Linked DNA regions of Homo sapiens: regions 1, 2 and 4 are each linked to region 3. The links are chromatin contacts, found by Hi-C or POLR2A ChIA-PET in ENCODE. All regions are on one chromosome and are shown on one strand. The core of a region is the stretch at or near the end of the contact, and the rest is flanking DNA. Distances in the headings are between cores, read along the strand shown. Region 1 holds the start of PDCD6IP-DT (PDCD6IP divergent transcript). Region 2 holds the start of RAB5A (RAB5A, member RAS oncogene family). Region 3 holds the start of AZI2 (5-azacytidine induced 2). Region 4 holds the start of UBP1 (upstream binding protein 1).

Region 1 (3,123 bases), core at 363-2,862, 5.4 Mb before region 3:
TTTTTTTTTTTGAGATGGAGTCTCACTCTGTCGCCCAGGCTGGAGTGCAGTGGCGCGATCTCGGCTCACTGCAAGCTCCGTCTCCCAGGTTCACACCATTCTCCTGCCTCAGCCTCCCGAGTAGCTGGGACTACAGGCACCCGCCACCACGCCCGGCTAATTTGTTGTATTTTTAGTAGAGATGGGGTTTCACCGTGCTAGCCAGGATGGTGTCGATCTCCTGACCTCGTGATCCGCCCGCCTCGGCCTCCCAAAGTGCTGGGATTACAGGCGTGAGCCACCGCGCCCGGCAGAATAAGTCTTTTCTTAGCTCAAGCTAGTTTAGCCTGGGTTTCTGCTACTTGGATTGGAATACAATTGTGATTCTCCTGTGAAACAAGTAGAATATACTATACGGAGAAAACGAGATTAACAAGGTATGCAAAAGAAATGTTTAACTATAAAATCGTAAAAAATGTTCTTATAACTATTAAGTATCATGAAAGGAACCCTCATTAAATCAGCATGAGCTAAATAAGCGTTTGCTAAAATAACAAATTTACTCTACTGTGTATATATCTGTTTGTGAACAAACTGCTTTTAAACAACCTACCTTGAACGGTTCAACTATGTAACTAGAGTTTTATTTCAAATAGTTGTAGCTCCTAACTTTCAGAATTCTCCATCTATCATTTGATTATTTTGAACTGAGGAAGACGGTCCATTTCATGTGGACAATGTGATGAGCTGATCAGACATTTGGTCCAGTGTCCCAATTCCCCCACTTCCCCCACTGCCTTCAAGCAACTACTATTATGAAATCAAAATGTGGCCCAAGAAAGACAGTGATGGAAAAATGGGGCGAAAGGGGAAGCTTCAGTTAGAGACCCAAAAAAGTGAAGACTAGTTCTAAGTAAATGTGGCAAAAGAGATCAGTACAGGGCAGACTGCTGCTCCCAGGTATCTGATCCACGGAGCCCTCGCCGACCAAGGGCTAGAGCAGACGTGCAGGCAGGACAAGCGGGCAGTCACAGCGGGCCTGCAGGGCGGGTCCTGCTCACCAGCAAAGAATGCAGACCACACCTACGCGCCTGGTCAGGCCGGGACGGGGCGGCTCCGCCCAGGTTACAGGATTGAAGGAAGGGGGGAGACGGGAAGAGGAGCGGCGAGCGACGGCTGGCAGACAACCTACCCACTCCCAGCCCCGCGCCCACCTCAGGAGCGTCTCGAGCGCGCCCTCGTGCTTGTCCAGCGGACGACCGACTGCGGCGCGGCGCAGCTTGCTGAGCTCCTCCGCCGCGCGGCAGTACTGGGCCTGCTCTTCCCCGCCGCTTGGGTAAGTCTGCTGGATGAACTTCACCAGCGGCTTGGCCAGGTCCACCTCTGAGGTCTTTTTCAGCTGCACCGAGATGAATGTCGCCATGATCAGCGCCTCCGCCGCCGTTCGGGCCAAACAGACCGCGGACAGCTTACGAGGGCCGAGGAGAGAGAGGTACTGGGCTGGCGGACTGGCGGACTGACTGGCTGACAGACTTGCGCTCCGCCTGCGTTCCGGGTCCGGCAACTTCCGGGAGCTCCAGCGCAGGCGCACTGGATGCGGGGTCCTTAAGCTGTCCGCGGTCACGTGAAGGTGTCGCGGCGGCTACGCCCACCTGGACCCAGTTTACCCTGTACTGTGCTGCAAAATATTACTTTCTCCCCATCTGGAATTCTTCCCTTCCTCCTTCCTGCCGCAGTGGTGTACTGAGCACTTTCACGTAAGAGTATTCCTCCACTCGAACAACCCCCCGGAGAAGTACTGGTGTCACTGCCACCTGCGAGAGTTTGCGGCTACCTCCCCAAGAGGCAGTCCCAGGGTTATTGTGACCTATGATGTTTATTCAACTACTGTTGACGGGCTGCTGTGCACAGGGAACCTAGTAGGCAAGACCCCTGCCATCGTGCAGCTTACTGTCAGGTTGACACAGACCTTAAGGTAAACGGAAAAAGTATCAGGAAAAAAACAGGGTGCTTGGGACTTAGGAGATGTTAAGATCGCTTGGAGGACCCTAATTTAAATAAGATAAAGTAGGTTTTCTCCGAGTAGGTTAACTGAAAATGAACCTGTGTCTCTGGTTGCTGTTTTGTAGAAAGAACAAAATTTTAAATAAATTAAAAACGACACCTGTAATTTGAGAAGATGCTTGATATCAGAAGAGGAGAAGAGTGGAGAGGGGTGGAGTGGCAAAGGAGAGCCTCCAAACCAAAAGCCTGCGGCAGAGGCCCTAGGAGGCAAGCACTTAACCATGTTTCAGGACTAGAAACGAAACATGTGACAAGACCTTTAAAAACAAATAGAATGGGATGGAATAAAGTTGGATGAGTAAGCAGGCATCAAATCATTCAGAAACTTGTTGTCCAAGTTGAAGAATTTGTTTAGTATTGTATAATAAATGCAGAGGAAGCTATATACACTTATAATTTACATTTTTTAAAGGCCACGTTGTAGCTCAATCGGATAGTTTGTCTTTTGATGGGATGTAGTATACAGTATCATCATGGTATATTCCAGGCAAAAATATTTAACTTGAATCTGTCAAGCCTTTGCATCTAACACAGTTTATAAAAAATACAACAGATAGATGAACAAACTAAATGATGCCAGAGGAAGTAACTAGACAGATCCAGAAGGTGAAACATTCTGCAGGATAACTGGCCCATCTCTTCAACAATTTGTCATGATAAAAGCAACTGCTTTATGAAAAGAAATTTAAGGGACATAACAGTTTGAATTGGATCCTGGTTTGAACAGACTGTCTATAAAATGCATTTTCAGGACCATTAAAGAAATATGAATGTAGATGGACTGAGTATTGGATAAAATAGAACTGTATTGCCATGGAAAAGATCATTAACTGAAAAGAGCAAGTCACGAAATAGTATGTTACAGCATCTCATTTTGGTTTAAAAATGCACATATATGTATTTATGTACAACTAAAAAAATAGTGGGCTTATACCCTAAGGTGTTAGTATTGGTAATCTTTGGAAGTGGAAATGTGTATTTTTTTCTTTGTGTTTGCCTATCTTTTTCATTGTAACTTTTGCAGCACATAGACTACTTTCATTATAGTAAAAGTTTATTTTACCACAATTTTTTTTTTTT
Region 2 (3,475 bases), core at 487-2,986, 8.4 Mb after region 3:
AATTACTTATCAAGGACAATATGCTCCAAATTTCTACGGCACTTCCAAAATTTTAGGGAAAATATCAGACTCCCATTAAAAAAAAAAATCAAACAAGATTCTGATTTCACTTTGACTTTTAAGGTTTAAAGCTACTTAATTGTGGCTACTCCCCCTAAGGATCTCAAACAGGAAATAACTAAAGTTAATGGTAAATATACACTTAGCATAACACTAAGGTTAAAAATTACGTGCATTCATTTGTATTCACTGCTTACTGAAACTTCTGTTTTGCAAAACAAGAATTTTGCATAATATACATTTGTAATCTTTTGAAAATAACTGTTATTCATTCTATAGTTAAAATCCTTCTAAGGGTTCTTTGATCAAAAAATTGACTGGGCACTTATTTTGTGCCAGGCACTGTTCCATTTACTTTGTTTATACAAATGCTGAGTTATCACTTCCATTTTACTTTAGGAATAAAGTTTATGAGCAGTCTTGAGTATTCCCAGAGGTGTACAAGTGTTTTTTTCTTATTATGTGAAAGGCAACTGATTGAACGCTTTGATTCCATTTAAGCAAGACAAAAACCAAGTATGTGAACTATGACGTTCAGAACTTAACAAGTTTGAAAGTCTCAGAGGTAAGCAGCTTCCAGGGAAGATAACGCCAGAGCAAGTTCCATGGTCTCTACCCAGTGAAGGAGTTCAGCGGTCCTGTTATCTTGAATTTATTTAACGCTGTAGTTCACTACCTTCCAAACAGAAAACAAGTCTCTAGACAGCCTATTTTGACGAGCCTCCCACCCACCGACACTACTCATCTTTGGAAGTTGAAGATAGGCGGAGCTCCCCACATTGACACCTGCAGTAGGCCCAGGTTCCTGCTTGGAGAGCACCTGAGTAGCTAATAGCCAACTACAGATCGCCTGGATAAGCAGCACTCGCCAGGTCCCTTGGCCTTTCCAACCTCCTCCCCCGAACCTGCCTTGCTTTGACCGAGACCCCCAGGACTGCCAGGACGGAGACCAGGCGGAACCGCGGCCTCCAGTACACTTTCCACGGCGCCATCTTGAGAAGGGAAAGGGTGACACCCGTCGCTCCCTCAGTCAGTCCCCAAATCCCGGTCTCCAGAGCCCCTGGAGGATGAGTCACCAGGGCTGGCAGAACAAGACGCCGGGTTCGATAGTTCTCTGGTCCAGGGCACTGCTGCGCGTGAGGGAGAAGGGGTGGGGGGTCTCAGTACCGGCAGGGCCGCGGACAGGCTGGGGACCGCGGATAACCTGGGGTCCAGGCCCCCGCTGCGCAGGAGGAGGGGCGGTTCGGTTACCTGAGACCGCAGCAAGCCGAGCTGCGGGGCCGAAGCTTCCTGGCAGCAAGGCCCAGGCGTGGCCCGTAGGATGAGAGTGTATCTATGGCGGTGGTGGTGGCGGCGGCGGCGTCGCCTGCTCTTAGCGCCGCTCCCCTCACACTGGACTGTGCGGGGCTCGTGCCGTGGTGCCGCCCCTGTCGGGCTCCGTCTCCGCCTCTCGCCGCTCCCCCTTCCTCTTTCCTTTCTCCTCCTCCGCCGCCGCCGCCGCCGCCGGCGCTGGAGTTCCGACTAATTCTTCCTCCTCCTCCTCCCTCTGCCTCCTCCCCTAAGGCCAGCCGCCGGCTCCTTCACGAACCAAAACACAAACACTCAAGTCCCACCGCCGGAGCCACTTCCGCTGCCCGGTGCCGGCCCCGCCGCCACGTCGCTGCACGCAGCGAACTGCGCCACTTCGTCACTTCCCATCATCGCCAGTCCGCCTGCTCCTTCCGCTTCCTCGCCCCTTCCCGAATCCCTCCCCGCCTAGGTTTGTTCGCGGGGCGGGGCGAGGCAGGATGTCACGTGACCCTGCGAGTGGCTCAGATCCGAACTGGCCGCCTTTCTCCCCTTCCCCCACCCCAGGTACGCGCGGCCACGCCCTCTCCAGCGCCATTGTTATTTAGGCTGGGGGGTCTCTGGGCTCCTGGCGGCCGGGGTCGGGGGAAATTCCTTTACTATTCTTTGGGGGAAGATCAAAATAACTTGTGTTTTTTTGTTTGTTTTTTGTGCCCAGCCCTTGTGGGAGCGGCGAGGTTCCCTAACCCCAATCCTGGCATCTCGGCTAAGGGGCTTTATTAGAGGGAACTTGTCTAGCACGAGAGAACCTCCTCCCACAAAATGGCCCTGGGGTTGGGTAGGTCGGTAAAGGCTGCTAAATCGCATTTACCCCAAGGAGGAAGAAAGGACCCTCCCTATCCCAAAAGCCGCCTTTAGGCGCCTGACAATAAGAAGTCGCTTCTGTTAAGAGTTTACGTGGTTTTGGTAGGGGGCGGGGAAGGCCAAATCCTAAAATAGTGTCTGCCTTTTATTCAGAATTTCCCTTCGCTCTTTACTGTACTAAACGCTTTACAGGAATTATCCCATTGAATTCTTACACTCGAGTCTTTCATTCTGAAACTAACTTGTTAATCGTCTGTTCCCTACATTCGAATTTTAGCTCCCCTTGGTGGTCCTCACCGCTGTAAATCTATGTCTAGCCCAGTGCCTGGCAGCCAAGTCTTCAGTTCTAGTTGTAGATGTTTTATAGGTAAAGAATTTGAGACACAAGAGATTGAGTAACTTGTCCGAGATCACGGCTGTGTGGTGCAGAAGCTGGATTCTGATCTGCGGCGGGTTGGCTCCAGAACGTGAGTTGTTGAACACAATTCTGGTGAAAGACAACCCAAGATGTTCGTTACCCTCCACGGGGGACCTACTGAAGATGTGCTGCTTTAGTTGAATCCCACACCACATTCAGTCTCTGGCGAGGCTTCAGCCACCACCCCCTCCCCAGCCTCCGCCAAAAAAATTGTTTTGATAATTTAGTGGAAGAATATTAAATTGATTTTCCTTCAGAATAAAGGCTACTTTTCAGTTTGCAGTTTACAATGTATAGCTCTGTTGTAAGGGCGAGAATATTGTCTTTGAAGTGTACCGGGTTAAGGTATCTTATGGGCGTACAGTCGGCGGCATTGTGCAATTAAGATGATTTGAACTTTGAACAGCCCGTCTTTCAGATCAACTACCTAGTTGCCAGAAGAACGTAATGTGTCATACGTAAATGATACCTGTGGCATTTTATTCTCAAGGAGTTGTTCAATATGAACTATTAATCATGGTAATAGCTCTGGGACAATCCCAGGAGGAGTCAGGAAATAGGATATGTGACATCAGTTTTGTCATGTCAACAGTATGCCCAAAACGAAACCTATTCCACTCCAAACCTGCTTCTGCTTAGAGACTGGCATTAACATCCTCCCAGTCACCCAGACTTGGAACTGCAGAATCAGCTTCACCTCTTTCTTCTCCTCACAAACCATTGTCCATTCTATCAACAAATTATCTAATCCCCAAATTTGAAGTCTAATCCCAACACCTGGTCCATGGTAGTGTTTATATAAACTGAAATTAATGCATACTGCTGTTCTTTCTGTCCATTCTTTAC
Region 3 (3,555 bases), core at 488-2,987:
TTTACTTGACTAAAATAATAAAATTTGTACATCCTGGTTAAGCAAATACATTTCTTAATAAACCCATTATATGTTAATAAACCCACTGTGTAGTGTGCACTGTGAAACAAAAATTGACTCTCTCACCAGATAAACTTCAAAATACTGATTTATGACATTTTATCTTTACTTACTCAGAAAGAAAAGATAAAAATGATGTCCCCTGCCTTTTCAACAATTCTTAAATTATTTTAAATTGTGAACGAAGATTCAAAAATATTTCTACACCTTCAAATTAAAAACCAGGTTACCACTTTATTTCTAATAACTTGTGATGCCTCAACCAATTTTGCTAGCATTCTTCAAAACTCTACTTGTAAAAACATACACCTAATGGTTGTTTTAAATTGAAAATTCTCAAAATGCATCATGGAAGCAATAAAAAAATTTAAGGACTGATACTTGCTCAAAATATTAAAAACACTGCTCTCTTCCATTCTCCAGCCCAGTAAATTGAAGCAAATCGTTTCCTTTCTCAACGATAACATTAACACAGATTTCTAAGTATTTTTAGAAATGTCATAAAACTTCAACTTGTGGTCTTTGTTCCTAACAGCTATAAATTTTCACTTAAATCTAAACCAAAAAAGACAATAAAAAAACCAACAACAATAAAAACGAATTTTCATATAAACCCTTGAGTGAAATCCATCCTATTGGGCTGACAGTTGGGCTGATAGTTAAGCGGACAGATGACAAAATACTACTTTAAGGGGGTGGTGAGTAATGTCCGTATTGCTAATCGGCGGTTAGTGACGTTAAATTTTCTATAATTATTGTTCCTTGTTTATTTGTTTATTTAACCAATAATACCTTAGAGTTACAGGGGTTCCACCTGGCTGCGACCTTCAATGACTAATTAATTCAACTACTTGTGACTCCACAGCTAGGGACGGTCTATCATCTAGAAATAACCAAGGTGGTGGCAACTCCAGGGAAGCCGGGCGCAACTCCAGTACTCTGGCATCTTCTCCCTGTCTCTCATTCCATAAATTGAGCAGTGTGCTAGAAGTCGTGGTGTCGTTTGTGAATAATTACAGACCCCTACGCAATTCGTCGAGCTTGTGCCTCAAGTGATCGCCTGAGGGCTTGCAAGTAGTTTAGAAAACAGAGGCTACAGAGGAACGGCTTCTAACAGACTTCCCAGTTCCCAGCCACGTCAGCTCGTAAGCCTGTAACAGCGCTACTGAGCCGAGCCAGCACGCACCACACGGCCCGGGGACCCCCCAAAAGGACACTGAGTGAAAAAGACGCACCAGAGGGCGCCCCTGAAGGGGGACCTCGGCCCAACAGACAAGACGGCTGGTAACGCTCTTACCTAACTCCACTCCGCCTCCGCCTCCTGGCGTCCCGCGGCCCCGCCCCGTCCCGCCGCGGAGGCTCACGGGACATGTAGTACGCCGCGCGCCACTCCTGCACTTCCCCACCCCCACGACCGAACCTGGCTTCGCTAACGCCCTCCCAGCTCCCTCGGGCCTGACTTCCGGTTTCCTCGCGCGTCCCTGGCGCCGAGCCCGCGGACAGCGGCAGCCCCTTTTCCGGCTGAGAGCTCATCCACACTTCCAATCACTTTCCGGAGTGCTTCCCCTCCCTCCGGCCCGTGCTGGTCCCGACGGCGGGCCTGGGTCTCGCGCGCGTATTGCTGGGTAACGGGCCTTCTCTCGCGTCGGCCCGGCCCCTCCTGCCTCGGCTCGTCCCTCCTTCCAGAACGTCCCGGGCTCCTGCCGAGTCAGAAGAAATGGGACTCCCTCCGCGACGTGCCCGGAGCAGCTCCCTTCGCTGTGGAAGCGGCGGTGTCTTCGAAGAAACCGGAAGCCCGTGGTGACCCCTGGCGACCCGGTTTGTTTTCGGTCCGTTTCCAAACACTAAGGAATCGAAACTCGGCGGCCTTGGGGGCGGCCCTACGTAGCCTGGCTTCTGGGTGAGTGACTCGCCAGGGACGGGTGGAGGATAGGGATGCGGGCAATGCCGCGGCCAACCTCCGTAGCTGTTGCCGGTCCAAAAAGACACGTCATTTTTTTCTCACTCCCTCCCGCGCCCCCTCCTTTGACTAGGGAGCGGCCCACTCCTGGGCATCCCTTTCCCCAGTCACCCCCACACCCAGCTGTCCACACCCTTTCCCCTGTCACCCTCACCCCCAGCTGTCCAGGCCCTTCTTGGTCATTCACTTCTCTAATTACTCCTTTTCTTTTCGTACTCTTACTGGGGCGCCTTCAGTTTTTTTTCATTCATTGAGACTGCTAAATGCTTCTTTCCGATACAAATTATCGGAAAGAAAAGAGGGACATTGGCTAGGACGGTACTCCCTGGGGCATCTGAGTGGTGAATATCGACCCCCTGCACTTGATCGAGGGCTAACAGGTATTCGTCGTTTCTCCAATGTCTAACCTGTATACGGTATTCATTCCAGCCTTCGGCTGTTTGTTGAGTAACTACTACTACGTGCAAGGTAGGCTGACACCCTCTACACAAAAGAAACCCCAATACTCGAAAGCGAGATAAAATACCCACGAAAACTCTAGTACAAATCAAACCATCAGTTGCTCCAAGAGGTGATGGAAATTTGCTAAGGTGATCAAAGACAGACGTACCAGAATTAAAATTGACCCTTGCGCCTTATGTGTAGAAGACATTTTGGTTTTTAGATTGGAATTTCAAATTGGATTGAGCAAGATCTCAAGGCAGAATTTCATTTCTCTAAAAACGCCATATCTCATTGCCCAATCTTGTGATCATTTCATCATCTGTAAATTGAGAACAGTGCATCCTTTACAGGATATTTCCAAATTTTAATGTGATATTGTTTGTAAGCCAGACATCTTACGCAAGTAGAAGGTTTTAATATTAAAGAGACAGCATAACATAATGGGAAATGACACTGGATTAGGTCAGAACACCAGTATCTGAATGCTGATTTTTCCATTTACTTGACAATGGGTAAGAGGCTAAACTTTTTCTTCATTTTCCTTATCTCTGAAATGGGTGTAATACATACTCTAAGGCACCAAAGCATAGTTTCTAAGAGTTATGCTGGCTCTGGAGTCAGCTGCCTGATTTTCATTTCTGGCTCCCCTACTTTCTAATGTTTTCATGTCTCAATTTCTCCACCTGTAATCTGAGGAGATTCTTTACAACCTCAGAGGTATTACATAGATTTACTGAATGCTTATGAAGAACAAATGAGATAGTTTCTCCAAAAGGTGAAGCACACTGCTTGGTATACCATAAACGCTTGGCTACTATTAATTACCAATGCAGAACCTTGTCATTATTATTAAGTAAAATGCTGAAGTTTTTTTTATAATCCATGAAGTAATAGAACCAATCTTTTTCTTTTTTATGGCACTTATATTCAGAGTGCAAGTATAGTTGCCTTATCACTGTTAGAAAATAATTTTCAATAACACCAGTAACATTGAATGTATAGTAGATGCTTAGTTGCATTAGAGGTATTACTGTATGAAAGGGATGAAAAGAAGTAGACTGCTCTTCATACCTATGCTAACTCTGGAAGAG
Region 4 (3,284 bases), core at 543-3,042, 5.1 Mb before region 3:
CTCTCCAAAAACCAGAGAATTATCTTCCCCCAATTCCATTTCTCCAAATTTTCCAACAACTAATAGTAGGCCTGGCTAATCTGGTTATAGACTAGGTTATGCAAGTGAGGTGAGATCATGGAATGAAGACATATCTGAGACCCCCAATGAGACCAATGTTTCCCTTGACTATCCAATTGTTTGTGCAGATTTATTTGTAATAGTGGAATGGAGCTTCCTGAACTGATGGCCAATCTAATGTTTTCGCCTGGAATCAGAGAAATCTGGATTAGTCAAATAGCCCCGGTTTACCTGCTTACTGTGTGACCTTGCACTGTGTAATCTTTACACATTTTCACCTGAATTACCTCATCTCTAAAGTATGGCTTTATCAAATGAAATGTTTGCAAAAATGTTGTGTAAAGAGAAAAACATTCTCCAAGTTAATTTGTGGTTTTTTTTTTTGGAGACCGAGTGTTGCTCTGTCTTCTCCCGGGTTCAAGCCTTACTCCCGCCTCAGCCTCCTGAGTAGCTGGGATTACATGGGCGCGCCACCACATCCAGCTAATTTTTGTTATTTTTGGTAGAGACGGGGTTTCACCATGTTGGCCGGGATGGTCTCCTGACCTCAACTAATTCACCCGCCTCGGCCTCCCGAAGTGCTGGGATTACAGGCGTGAGCCTGTAAGTTAGTATCTAAATCACACAGGCGTTGAGACTATTTTTTTCTGGCTCAGTGCCACTGCTTTATTAGGCTGACATTTTAATCTATGTATTTTTGCACTTAAACTGGCAAGTTGGGGCGGGGCGCTCAGCATTTGGGTCTTATTCTTAGGCAGTAAGTTCGATGCAGGGCGAAGCCCGGGCCTTGACGTTCTCTTCAGCAAGGATTCCGCCCGTCAAGCGCCAGCAGCCGCTCCTAAGGAACTCTGATCCGCACACTGGCTCTGTAAGTCAGCCTCTGGCTCCTGCTTTCTATTTCATCTCTTCCGGTAAAAAGATTTCTGTCTTTTGGCCGCAGTGGCGCGTGCCCACGCTAGGTCGCTGAGGAAGACCCTTCGGGCCTTCTGAGCAGCGTAGCTGTTACTGTGGCACGTCCTAATGGTTCGGTCCAACTTCAGGAGACCGCCTGCCCTTAGGATGACCAACAGCTAGTTCAACTCAGGATAGCCAAGCTGCTCTCGGCAATGCAACCAATAGGGGAAGTCTTTCCAGAGCTCTTTCTCAGGAGCGTTGATTGGCTTATTCTCACGCCAATCAAGGTTTTCTGCACAACTGGCTTTTCTGTCACCAGATGGGGTGCAAACCGCTCACTCCCTCGGTAGAGAGGGCATAAAGCAGAGACGACCGGGAAATACCACAGAGGAGCAAATCACCTCCGGAAGTGGCGTTTTGGGTCGCTTTCTACCATGCAGTCCAATGAACTCTTTCTTTTGGCAACAAATTCCGTCTTCGAGCCCGCCCAAGGTGAAGAACATTTTGATTGGTTGTTTAGTCGGGGGACACAGAGACTCACGGGAGCTTCGTCCAAGCCCTTGCAGGTATTGCTCAGTTGGCCTGTCAATCATCTCGCTCGCTAGAAGGGGCGGAAACTGGCAGCCCTTTTGGCACCGCCTCTTCCTGGGCTGCTGTGCGGGGACGCAGCGAGGCCACCCCGGCTGGGAACAGCCGCGTGGGCGGGGCCGCATTGCACTCTCTGGACAGTTCCTGGGCCGCGAGGCGCGGGGAGTGGCCCTAAGCGCGGGGCTGTACGGGGAGGGCCGAGGCGTGGGGCGAACGCCGGGGCGGGGTCGGGGCGGGGCCGGGGGAGGCGGAAGCGGCGCGTGAACCTAAGTCGGAGTCGCGTTGAAGCCAGCGTCCGGCCGGCAGAGCGGCGTCGGCGGGGTTGGCCGGGGCGGTGTGGCGCTAGAGCCTGGGCGGGCCGGGGGCAAGGAGTCAAGGCTTGGGGGCGGGTGACGGGCGGGCGGAGGGCTTGCCCCCGTGTGGTCCTCGGAGCGGCCCGAGGTCCAGCCTCCCAGCGGTCCCGGAGGAGGATGCGACCGGGGGGCCCCGGGCGGGGCGGTCGGCGGCGGCTGCAGCGCTAGCGGCGCGGGGGCTGGGCGGCGGCGCCGGCATGAGGCGCAGGGCCGGTGTCCGCGGGAGGGTGGCGCTGCCGGCGGCCCGGCCGCTCCCGCTGCAATTGCTCGCTGGGCTCGTCGTGCCCTGCCAGTGGGGCCCCCGCAGCTCTCGTCCCGGCCGCCGCTGGTGACCACTCGCCGCCCCTCCGGAGGCTTCACCCGCGCCCTCCCCCAGGACGCGCCAGCGGAGCTCCGGCTCCTTCGCCCTGGACGCGGAGGCCGCGGTGTGCGGGGCGACGGCGAGGCCGGAAGATGGCCTGGGTGCTCAAGATGGACGAGGTGATCGAGTCCGGGCTGGTGCACGACTTCGACGCCAGCCTCTCGGGCATCGGGCAGGAACTGGGCGCCGGCGCTTACAGCATGAGGTACTGGGCTCCCTGGGCGGGGAGAAGCCTCTGTCTCCTTGGGGAAGGCCTGCGCAGCCCTGAGTCTCTGCCAGATGCGGCTGCTCCCAGAGGTGCGCGGGCCTCCTGGGCTGCGGGGTCGGAGTCCTGCCGCGTGGCGGTCGGGGGCCATGGAACCCCAAAGGCCTCTGCTCGCCCTGGTGACGGGCGGGTGGGGGAGGATGGCCCCGCAAGCGTCGGCCTCGGACCGCTCCTGAGTGCTTCATATTTGCTGTAAAACACGCCCAGCTATTAGGATGGCTTGGGTTGGTGGGGGAAGGGGCTTCTTTTCCTTATAAGTGATTTACAAGTCCCATTGGAGCTAGAATACACTGTACGAAAAGGCAGCACTTATATTGGGAGAATACTGTCTAGCGTTTTGGGATCAGTTCCTACTTTGTTGTCCTACATTATGATCTTTTCTGGCTGCAGATTTTAATCACTTGATGTTAGTAAATTATAATTGAAAGAGCAGCGGTGGGAGTAGCACTGTGACTTCGTTTTGTTCTTTTGATTGTCTCAAAGTGAAGTTTCTCATTTTGGAGACTACCCTCTCAGGCTGTTTCCTCTTGAGGGTTTTAAGATGCAGTGATTGCACCACAAATAATTGTTTAGTCTCTGCTGTCTGTACCAGCAGTCATTCATTTTAATATGGAGAGATTGAAACAGATCTGAGCTTAGTCTCCGCCCTTTATCCTTTTTAACTGTTAGGAATTTGGAAACTCTGTATTTTTTTAGTGGCTTTATTGAAATATAGTTTACCATAGCGTTGACTTGACTAATAAAGTCTAAAAATCAGTGGTTT

The links. Hi-C counts contacts between places; a loop is a spot of excess contacts on that map. ChIA-PET counts read pairs that join two places held with the same protein, here RNA polymerase II (POLR2A). Pooled maps may share reads with other maps.
Region 1: a loop to region 3 is called in a map of B cell, with 17 times the contacts of the local background. The contact joins the promoter of PDCD6IP-DT here to the promoter of AZI2 in region 3. A Hi-C loop is called at or near these places in 2 of 168 maps with a recorded cell type or tissue (B cell and gastrocnemius medialis) and 9 of 50 pooled maps.
Region 2: a map of CD8-positive, alpha-beta T cell shows a loop between it and region 3 (28-fold over the local background). The contact joins the promoter of RAB5A here to the promoter of AZI2 in region 3. A Hi-C loop is called at or near these places in 2 of 168 maps with a recorded cell type or tissue (CD8-positive, alpha-beta T cell and naive thymus-derived CD4-positive, alpha-beta T cell) and 12 of 50 pooled maps. POLR2A ChIA-PET finds 5 or more read pairs at or near these places in 1 of 52 experiments (T-cell).
Region 4: a loop to region 3 is called in a map of CD8-positive, alpha-beta T cell, with 22 times the contacts of the local background. The contact joins the promoter of UBP1 here to the promoter of AZI2 in region 3. A Hi-C loop is called at or near these places in 6 of 168 maps with a recorded cell type or tissue (CD4-positive, alpha-beta T cell, CD8-positive, alpha-beta T cell, gastrocnemius medialis and 1 more), 3 of 37 single-sample maps with no recorded cell type and 11 of 50 pooled maps. POLR2A ChIA-PET finds 5 or more read pairs at or near these places in 1 of 52 experiments (naive thymus-derived CD8-positive, alpha-beta T cell).

What each region holds. Positions count from the first base shown.
Region 1 is chr3:33,797,008-33,800,130 of GRCh38, reverse strand. It overlaps PDCD6IP-DT (PDCD6IP divergent transcript), which reads left to right and starts at 1,612. Exons shown (of 2, transcript NR_183731.1): 1 at 1,612-1,736; 2 at 2,109-3,123. PDCD6IP (programmed cell death 6 interacting protein) reads right to left here and starts at 1,501. Exons shown (of 18, transcript NM_013374.6): 1 at 1,194-1,501. The coding sequence starts at 1,402. RefSeq lists enhancers at 805-1,338, 1,285-1,634.
Region 2 is chr3:19,945,358-19,948,832 of GRCh38, reverse strand. RAB5A (RAB5A, member RAS oncogene family) reads right to left here and starts at 1,736. Exons shown (of 6, transcript NM_004162.5): 1 at 1,312-1,736. It also overlaps a transcript of EFHB not described here. RefSeq lists enhancers at 452-1,051, 1,098-1,147, 1,668-1,717, 1,579-1,748, 1,674-1,843 and 1 more.
Region 3 is chr3:28,347,006-28,350,560 of GRCh38, reverse strand. It overlaps AZI2 (5-azacytidine induced 2), which reads left to right and starts at 1,737. Exons shown (of 8, transcript NM_022461.5): 1 at 1,737-1,960. ZCWPW2 (zinc finger CW-type and PWWP domain containing 2) reads right to left here and starts at 1,840. Exons shown (of 10, transcript NM_001040432.4): 1 at 1,358-1,840. RefSeq lists enhancers at 1,131-1,210, 1,249-1,543, 643-1,623, 1,811-1,870.
Region 4 is chr3:33,438,913-33,442,196 of GRCh38, reverse strand. UBP1 (upstream binding protein 1) reads left to right here and starts at 1,792. Exons shown (of 16, transcript NM_014517.5): 1 at 1,792-2,461. The coding sequence starts at 2,349. RefSeq lists enhancers at 814-1,103, 1,314-1,503, 1,835-2,334 and silencers at 1,654-1,813, 1,874-1,983, 2,034-2,353, 2,584-2,633, 2,553-2,787.